2 separate regions of the Homo sapiens genome follow, and region 1 is linked to region 2. The links are chromatin loops, found by intact Hi-C in ENCODE. Cell type or tissue: breast epithelium. All regions are shown on one strand.

Region 1 (5,000 bases), 690 kb before region 2:
AATGGGATAGGTCTTTGACTGTCTTCAGTCTCTTTTGTCTAATATTGGTAGATCCACTCCAGCTCTTATGGTTACTGTTTGCCTTATCCACACTTACACGTTTAAATGATTGTTTATTTCTATTTGAAGTGTATTTCTCAAGCATATAGTAGAGCCTCACTTTTTTATCCAATCTGACGATTTTTGCCTTTTAATAAGGGTATTTTAGACTATTTCAATTTCATATGATTATTGATATGGTTTGGTTCAAAATATTATTTTCTGTTTTCTATTTGTCCCATCTGATCTTTGTTCTCTCTCTCTCTTTTTTGCTTTCTTTTGGATTTATGAAACATTTAAATGGTTCCAATTTCCATCTTCTGTGGGTTTATTAGCTATTACTTTTATTGTTTAATTATTGCTTTAGTGTTTGTAATATATATGTTTAAGTTACCACAGTCTAATTTAAAGTGATATTATACCACTTATATAAGGAATAAAAACCTTACAATAGTATACTTCCATTTCTCCCGTCTGACTTTTGTGTTATTGCTATCAAACATTTTAATTTTACATATGTCATCATTCACACGTTACATTATGATTTTTGTTTTAATAATAATCTTTTAAAGAGATTTAAAGTAATAAAAATTACATATTTACCCATGTGGTTATCATTTCCAAAGCTCTTCATTCCTTTGTCTATATTCCTTGTGTTTTTGCTTATGGTGAATTCTTTTAGGATTTTTAAGTCAAAAAATATCTTTATTTCCCTTTTGTTTTGGAATGATACTTTTGCTGGGTGTATATTTCTAACTTGACAGTTTTTAGTACTTTAAAAACATTGCTCCACTGTCTTCTCACCTGTATTTCCAATGAGAAATCTGCCGTCATCCTTATCTTTGTTCCTTTATATGTAACGTGCTTTTTTCTCTCTGGCTCTTTTCAAGATTTTTCTTTATATCACTGGTTTTGGGCGGTTTGGTTATGATGTGCCTTGATATAGTTTCTTCCTTTGTGCTTGGGGCTCACTTAGCTTCTTGGATACATGGGTTTATGACTTTCATTAAATGTGGGGAAGTTTTAGCCATTATTTTTCTCAAATATTTTATTTGTACCACACTCTGTCTTCTCCTTTAGGGACTCCAATTACACATAGCAGGCACTTGAAGTTGTCCTACAGCTCTTTTTTTTCTGTGTTTTATTTGTTGTTTTTTTTCCCTATATATTTTATTCTGAATAGTTTTATTGCTAGATCTTCAAATTTGCTGATTTTTCATTCTGCAATATCTAATCTGCCATTCATCTCATCTACTATATTTTTTTTATCTCACACATTGTAGTTTTTATCTCTAGAGGTTCAGTTTTGTGTCTTTTTAAATATATATTCCATGTTTCTACTTAACTTTTTGAACATCTGAAATACAGTTGAAATAACTGTTTTAATAAATAGCTGCTTCTGTCAATTCTAACATCTATGCTAGTTCTAGGTTGGTTTCAGTTATCTCTTCATTATGGGTTTCATTTTCCCGAGTCTTTACTTTGTAAATATTCTTAAGCTTTGTTTTAGAATGCAGTTGCATTACTTGGAAACAGTTTGATCATTTTTTTGTTTTGCTTTTAATATGTGTTAGGTGGGATCAGGTCAGTGTTCAGTCTGTGGCTAAGTATGGGAAAGACTTCTGGGTATTCAACCCAATGCCCTGTGAATTGTGAAGTTTTCCAGGCTGGCTGTTAGGAAGTGGCACTATTCCTGGCTTTGTGTGAGTGCTGTGCACCATTATCTCCAATCTTTTTAGGTAGTTAATTTCTGAGCCTTGAATAGTTTTCTCACATGAATGTTGTGTTAGTCCCTTTTGCATTGCTGTAAAAGACACCTGAGGCTGGGTGATTTATAAAGAGGCTTATTCTGCTCACAGTTCTGCAAGCTATACAAGAAGCATGGCACCCAGCATCTGCTTCTGGTGAGGACTCAGGAAGCTTACGATGATGGTGGAAGGTGAAAGGAGAGTAGGCGTGTCACATGGCAAGAGAGAGCAGGAGAGAGAAGGGGGAAGGTGCCAGCATCTTTTAAACAACTAGCTTTTGCATGAAGTTAAAGAGCAAGAACTCACTCATTACCATGGGAAGGGCACTAAGCTGTTCATGAGGGATCCACCCCCAAGACCCAAACACCTCCCACCAGGCCCCATCTCCAACACTGAAGATCACACTTCAACACGACGCCTGTGATTCTCAGTGTTGGAACCTGCTGGGAGGTGTTTGGGTCATGGGGGTGGACGACACATCTCCAACATTGAGGATCACATTTCAACATGAGATTTGGAGGACACAAACATCCAAACTACATCAGGTGTGCTGATCAGTACTCAGCTGAACACTTGAGGGACCTTCTGCAAATCTCTAGAGCTCTCTCCTCTGCAGTACTCTGTCTTGTAAATTGTTGCCACCTTGGTCTCCCTGTACTTCAGCAGCAGAGGTATTCATGGGCAAGTTGCTTAAGTTTTCTGAACAGTTATTTTCTCATCAATACAGAAAGGATAATAGTATTTAGCTTATGATTCTACTGTGGGAACTGAACGAAACTGATGTTTGTACAGCACCTGGCACTTGGCAGATACTCAGCAAATATTTGGGTCTTCCCTGTCTCTGCACCTGGTCGTTACTTCTTCCTGATTTTTGTCTTGGGTTTGCAACCTGATTCCTGGCTGAGCTTTAGGTTGGTTTCTGTATAACGATCAACCAAAGCAGGTAATCACTCATGAGCCATTCAGGTTTTAACTTGATGAGTTTCAGAATTCTGCTATTCAAATGGCATTTAGGTAGAAACGTATCCTCCTGTAATTTGACATTTATTTTCTCCAAAATCTCATTCAGTTCAACCTGCAAGAATTATTTGAATTCACTTATTTGTAGTGTGAATGTCAGTAGGCTTTAGAAGGTCAGTGGTGCGTGGTGGAAAGAATTTAAGAGGACCAATGCTATTTGCAACCCCAGCGTGATTTTTCTGGGGTTTCCTAGTAGGTCATGAACGTCAACCTTTTACTTCCCCTTCTCATTTTGCCTCAGATTTCCCAAGGAGCTACATGAAGAACAGATGAGTGTTTGTCAGAACTTAACCATTTCTCTTTTATCTTCTCCCCTGTGGTAGTGTCTGGAGGTCGCAGCCGCCTGCATCTCATTGATCTCGGCAGCTGTGTGAAAGCTCTTAGCAAAAATCGAGAAGGAGGCTCAGGGCTGTGTCTCTCGCTGTCTGCTCTGGGCAATGTCATCCTGGCTCTCGTCAATGGCAGCAAACACATTCCATACAAGTAAGTGACTCTTCTACTCAAAGAATGTGGTGGGGTAAGCATGGTGTGGGACGCTTTGTTCAGTGCCATCTGTGGAGAGGTGTGCCACAGAGGGACAGCCTGGACCCCATTATAAGTTCAGTGCCAGAGACCAGCCTTAGCTAACAGTTGTGTAATGCATGATCTCCCAAATTCAAAACTTTTGGAAATACTTAAATCTATTCCAGTTCTAACTTTAGGCTGCTCAAATTAGAGGAAATAGGAAATTATCTCAGTTGAGGTCTCCACTCGCAAATGAAGGTGGTGGGTCATTGTCACCATAATAAAGATGTGCCTGTTTCATAGTGATGAGAGTGAGGGGTGGAAGACTGGCTTATCCTTAGGGGTAGGGCCACCAGACTTAACCAAAAAAATATAGGATATCCAGGCAAATTCAAATTTCAGATAACCAACAAATAAGGTTGTATTATAAGTATGCACCCCAACATTGCATGGGACGCTCCTGGTGACATGTATTTTATCTGGCAACCCAATCTCGGGAGTTCAGAAAGCTAGGGGAGTTAGCACCTGCCTTCCCATGCAAATGTTTAGTCACTTCCAGGATCCTTCCTGTCTCTTTACTACTGCTCCAATTAAATTACAGCCGCTCCTATGTCTGGCAGAGACAAAGCCACTCCACCACCATCACCCCAACTAAGCGTTCTCATTGGACCGTGTGGTGGCAGGCCATTGACTGGCTGTCCAGGCTTCTGCCAAGGCCTAGCTGAGCCTCTTACTAGCTGCATGAACCTTCATTCTTCCTAAAATGAGGGTTAAAGCTATACATGTTACATCACAGAAATATAAGGCTCAAAATGATAAAACATGTATAAAAGTTTATTGTAGGCTGGGTGCGGTGGCTCATGCCTGTAATCCTGGCACTTTGGGAGGCCGAGGCGGGTGGATCACAAGGTCAGGAGATTGAGACCATCCTGGCTAACACGGTGAAACCCCATCTCTACTAAAAATACAAAAAATTAGCTGGGCGTGGTGGTGGGCACCTGTAGTCCCAGCTACTCAGGAGGCTGAGGCAGGAGAATGGCATGAAACCAGGAGGCGGAGCTTGCAGTGAGCCAAGATCACGCCACTGCACTCCAGCCTGGGCAACAGAGCGAGACTCCTTCTCAAAAAAAAAAAAAAAAAAAGAAAAAAAAGAAAATTTATTGTAGAATTTAGGACACTATGGCCAATAACCAATGATGAAAGTCTGGTTACACCTATCTAGTCAAGCCTATCCTCACCTATTTAAAGGGAAAAAACACCGACCTTACAGAGTTGCCATGAGGTGAAGATTAACTAAATATATGTGGATTCATGGTTTTATCTGTAAAAACCCTACAAAACCTACGTTGCTGTTGTGTAGGAGGAAAAAGTCGGGCAGTGTATTCTATAATTACTGAGATTCACAATGAGTGCTGGAGTTTTTCTTCCCCTCAGCCCTATGTTGATGCCAGACCCCCCCACCAAATACATTGTGAGTTTATTTCCTACCAGGAGAACCATTACTGGACTGACTTTAGGAGCTTAAATGGTGATTATAATCCTGTCCATCTCATTTCTAGAAATTTGGAATCCTAGTTGGATAAACCCAGAAATGGTTTTCCCGGCTCTTGTAACAACCCTTTTCTATGGGAGAATATTCTGAGTTGAAGAATTATAGAGTTTCATTCGATGTCATTTCTGTAGTTGAGT
Region 2 (5,000 bases):
AACTTGCTTCAATTCTGTGAAGGCTGAGAGAGGGGAGAAAATTGCAGAAGAGAAGCTGGAAGTTAACAGAGGTTGGTTCATAAGGTTTAAGGAAAGAAGCCATCTCCATAACATAAAAGCACGAGGTGGCCAGGTGCGGTGGCTTACGCCCACAATCTCAGCACTTTGGAAGGCCAAGGCGGGCAGATCACCTGAGGTCAGGAGCTCGAGACCAGCCTGGCCAACATGGTGAAACCCTGTCTCTACTAAAAGTACAAAAAATTTAGCTGGCCATGGTGGTGGGCGCCTGTAGTCCCAGCTACTGAGGAGGCTGAGGCAGGACAATCGCTTGAGCCTAAGAGGCGGAGGTTGCAGTGAGCCAAGCTCACGCCACTGCACCCCAGCCTGGGTGACAAAGCAAGACTCCATCTCAAAACATACATACATACATAAATCTAAAAAAGTGCAAGGTGAAGCAGCAAGTGCTGATATAGAAGCTACAGCAAATGATCCAGGAGACCTAACTAAAATAATTGAATTTGGCTACACTAAACAACAGATTTTTAATGTAGATGAAACAGCCTTATATTGGAAGAAGATGTCACTTAGGACTTTCATAGCTAGAGAGAATTCAATGCCTGGCTTCAAAGAACAAGTGGACTTTTTTTTAGGGACTAATGCAGCTGGTGACTTTAGGTTGAAGCCAGTGTTCATTTACCATTCCTAAAATGCCAGGGCCCTTACTATTTGTGGTAAATCGACTTTGCCTATGCTTTACCAGTGGGAGGTCAAAACAGCAACATGAACCGGAGTTCAGAAGATTCAGAAGAACTTGGTTCCAACCTTCATGGATAACACTGAGGGGTCAAGACTTCAGTAGAGGAAGTAAGTGTAGATGTGATAGCAAGAACGAAGGAGCTGGAATCAAGATGAAAACCTAGGAAATACCCTTCTACACATCAGTCTTGGCAAAGAATTTATGATGAGTCCTCAAAAGCAACTGCAACAAAAACAAAATTGACAAGTGGACCTAATTAAAATAAAGAGCATCTGCACAGCAAAAGAAACCTGCAATGGAGTAAATAGACAACTTACAGAATCGAAGAAAATATTCGCAAACTATGCAGCCAACAAAGGTCTAATATCCAGAATCTATAAGGAACTTAAGCAATTCACAAGTAAAAAACAAACAACCTCATTAAAAACTGGACAAAGGGCCACCACAGTGGCTCGCACCTATATAATCCCAGCACTTGGGGAGGCCTAGGTGGGAGAATTTCTTGAGCCCAGGAGTTTGAGACCAGACTGGGAAACATGATGAAACTTCGTCTTTCCAAAAAAAAAAGGAAAAAACACAAAAACTAGCGGGGCGTGGTGGCATGCACCTGTGGTCCCAGCTACTCGGGAAGCTGAGGTAGGAGGACTGCTTGAGCCCCAGAGGTTGAGGCTGCAGTGCGCCATGATCATGCTACTGCACTCCAGCCTGGGGCAACAGAGTGAGACCCTGTCTCAAAAAGTGAAAATAAAAAGTGCACAAAGGACAAGAACAGACACTTCTCAAAAGACAACATACAGGTGGCCAAAAAACATAGGAAAAATGCTCTACGTTACTAATCATCAGAGAAATGCAAATCAAAACCACAATGAGACACCATCTCATAACAGTCAGAGTGGCTATTATTAAATAAAAAAAAAACACATGCTGGTGAGGCTGCAGAGAAAAGGGAACACTTATCTACTGTTAGTGGGAATGTAATCTAGTTCAGCCACTGTGGAAAGCAGTTTGGAGATTTCTCAAAGAGTTACCATTCAACCCAGCAATCCCACTGTTGGGTATATATCCAAAGGAAAATAAATCACTCTACCAAAAAGATACATGTACTCATACACTCATCACAGTGCCATTCACAACAGCAAAGGCATGGAATCAATCTAGGTGCCCATTAACAGCACAATGGATAAAGAAAATGTGATACATAAACACTATGAAATACCATGCAACCATTAAAAAGAGTGAAATCATGTCTTTTGGAGCAACATGAATGCAGTTGGAGGGCATTATCCTAAGTGAATTAACATAAAAACAGAAAACCAAATACCACAGGTTTTTACTCACAACTGAGAGCTACATATTGGGTGGACATGGACACAAAGATGGGAATAGCAGACACTGGGGAATACGAGGGGGAGGTAAGAAGCAGGGAGTGGGCAAGAGATGAAAAGCTAGCTACTGGGTACCATGCTCACTACCTCGGTGATGGGATCCATCATACCCCAAACCTCAGCATCATGCAATATACCCATGTAACAAATCTGCACATGTACCCCCTGAATCTAAAATAAAAGCAAAACTTTTTTTAAAACAGAGAGAAGTAGAGCCTAAAGAATTATAAATTAACTGATTAAAAATTAACTGATTTTCTGCAATCTCATGATAAAACTTGAAAAGATGAGGAGTTGCTTCTTATGAATGAACAAAGAAGGTGGTTTCTTGAGATGGAACCTACTCCTGGTGAAGAAGCTGTGAGGCATCATATGTTACAGTGAAATCATTTGCGAAAGGAAGAGGCAATCAATGCGGCAAATTCGACTGTTGTCTTATTTTAAGAAATTGCCACAGCCACCCCAAAGTTCAGCAACCACCACTTGATTAGTCAGCAGCCATCAACATCCACCAGCGAAAAGATGATGATGCACTGAAGGGTCTAATGATCCTTAGCAGTTTTAGAAATATATTTTTTAATTAAAGTATGTACATTGTTCTGTTGGCATAATGCTACTGAACACTTAATAGACTACGGTATAATGTAAACATAACTTTTATATTTACTGGGAAGCCAAAAAATTTGTGAGACTCATTTTATTGCAATATTTGCTTTATTGTGGTAGTCTGAAACTGAACCTGCAACATCTCTGAGGTATACCGGAAAATGCAATTGCATATGTTTATTTAACCAAAACCCAGCTATATTTCATGAGTTTTATACTCACAAGTTTGAAGACAACTCTGCCAAGAAGTCGAACGGAGTCTGGAGGATATCTGGGTTTGCAGCTTTTAAGGCATTTGCATTCCCGCTTGTGGTCTGGCCAAGCTTTTTTCTATTAAAACAAGAGTGGGGAGAACATAGGTGACCTAAAATTTAACTTTCATTTATACTGGTTTTGAACATCAAGAGTCATAAACATTAAATTTTAATAGTCCAAATGTAACTGCACAATAGAAAATAAAAGCAATATTCTAAATCTGAAAATAATCCAGGATGAGTCTTTGCCAAATATGCAATTACTATGCAAGGACATTAAAAGCCTCAGCTTCACCTCTGTGCTTTCATTTGTCCCCTGGTTATTACCTGGCTAGTGGAGTCCAAAGAAAGAGCCATTACAGCTTACTTAATAATGTATAAGATGGTCTTGGAACTGATTAAACAGGATTCAACAATAGTCATTTTGAATACAAAAGGAAAATGTCACTCCAAATTAGAAAATAAAACGTGGTTCAGAAGACTCAAAATAGGGATGACAGCCTTCTGAATTTCTGTGCTGCTACAGAAATATCAGGAGGGCTAACACACCCCCAAATATAAAATCTCTTTGTTTTAAAAGCAACATAAAAAGAACTATTAGCTAAAATCATTAAATGTCCAGTTTGTCCTGGATGTGTCTAGGTTTGTATCTATGTCCTGGCTTAAATATTAATAGTGCCCCTTTTCACTCTGAAAAGTTCTGGTTTTGATGACAAATTATATGGTCACCTAAGCCATGATCCTAGCCATGTGTTGATGTGGCTAAAGAGACCATTGAGTCAGTTGCCAATGTACAGATGAATGGACTAAAGGGAAGGACACTATCCTTGAGCCTTGGATCAGAAAGGCGACGGCTCCTTTCACACGGAATCACTTTCATATGGAAATAAAATCCAGATCATCTAATATTTAGCCCTGGTGAGTAGAAGAAGCCTCAATCAAATGTCTCTCGTGTTATATTCTGAAAATTGGAATTTCCATTACTGAAATGCCTGATACCACTTACTCATTCTTATTTCAAAAATTATAAATCTGCTCCTCAATTTCTGGGTCTACAAAATCAATGTGCTGTTCATAATTTTTGTTTTAGCATTTACACTTCACTCACTTCTAAACAAGACTGAGCTGATTCAAAGTAAAGATGTGTATGAAATAAGACTGCAAAACCAGAAACAGAACATATTAAAATTATGGAAGGGGGAAAAAGGAAAGCACGCTAGCATTTACTTAGCATTCTACAAGGTACTAGATACATGGCTAAGCAAATAACGAAGCACGTTTCACTTGATTTTCGTAACAATCCAAATGGTAGGTATTATCCCTCTATTACAAATAAAGGCTCAAAAGCTGATATCTAACTATCAAACTGCCCAAATACAAAAAGAGAGAGTAAAAATTCTTAGCATGCTAAACATGAGAGCTGAATAATTTCTGCATTACATTTGAGTATTTGTACGTCACATTTATTTGAGATGCCTTACAAGCAAGGCAAAAAAGAAGGCATAATGGCTTATATAATCCTCAACTGACAGAAAGTAAAAACATACAGTTTCACCAAGTATTAAATCACAGGAGGGATTTATTCCAAGAATGCTAATCAACACACTGAACAATGTCCTTAACAACAGTTCACAACTATAATGGCCTTTCATATGACTTCTAATATCAGTACTCACTGAAAGGCATAATATTAAAATACAACTCAGTGAAAGAACAAGCTTCTGTTGCTCAGGGGGCTAGTCCTTGACTAGCAATTAGCAATTACCAATGTGTGTAAGAGGCCTAAAATATACATGGTACAATTGTCAAGTAAGTTTTAAAAACACAATATCATGTTGACCCTACTTAGAGATTCAAAATATACTTAGCATCCTAAAAGTTCTAAAAGTCTATGCACTAAAGAAATGTGTATAAATTATTTAACACAGTTTCCCATGCTTGTTATTGTCACCCTTTAGAGAGTTAGGTTGGTATTCACTAACTCAGATATATCTATAT

Evidence for each region. Hi-C counts contacts between places; a loop is a spot of excess contacts. Peaks named below come from ENCODE experiments on the same cell type or tissue, not always from the same donor. Only the 100,000 strongest peaks of a DNase experiment are listed, where the experiment ranks them.
Region 1: a loop joins it to region 2, with 7 times the contacts of the local background. A loop is called at or near these places in 2 of 110 quality-filtered maps.

The regions. Positions count from the first base shown.
Region 1 is chr1:245,642,991-245,647,990 of GRCh38, forward strand. It overlaps KIF26B (kinesin family member 26B), which reads left to right. Exons shown (of 15, transcript NM_018012.4): 10 at 3,131-3,290. Among named protein-coding and RNA genes, the nearest start is that of KIF26B-AS1, 410 kb to the left of the region's middle. In breast epithelium, no CTCF peak of the experiment used is centred here; no DNase peak of the experiment used is centred here.
Region 2 is chr1:246,332,397-246,337,396 of GRCh38, forward strand. It overlaps SMYD3 (SET and MYND domain containing 3), which reads right to left. Exons shown (of 12, transcript NM_001167740.2): 3 at 2,971-3,078. Among named protein-coding and RNA genes, the nearest start is that of SMYD3-IT1, 12 kb to the left of the region's middle. RefSeq lists a silencer at 1,412-1,461. In breast epithelium, no CTCF peak of the experiment used is centred here; no DNase peak of the experiment used is centred here.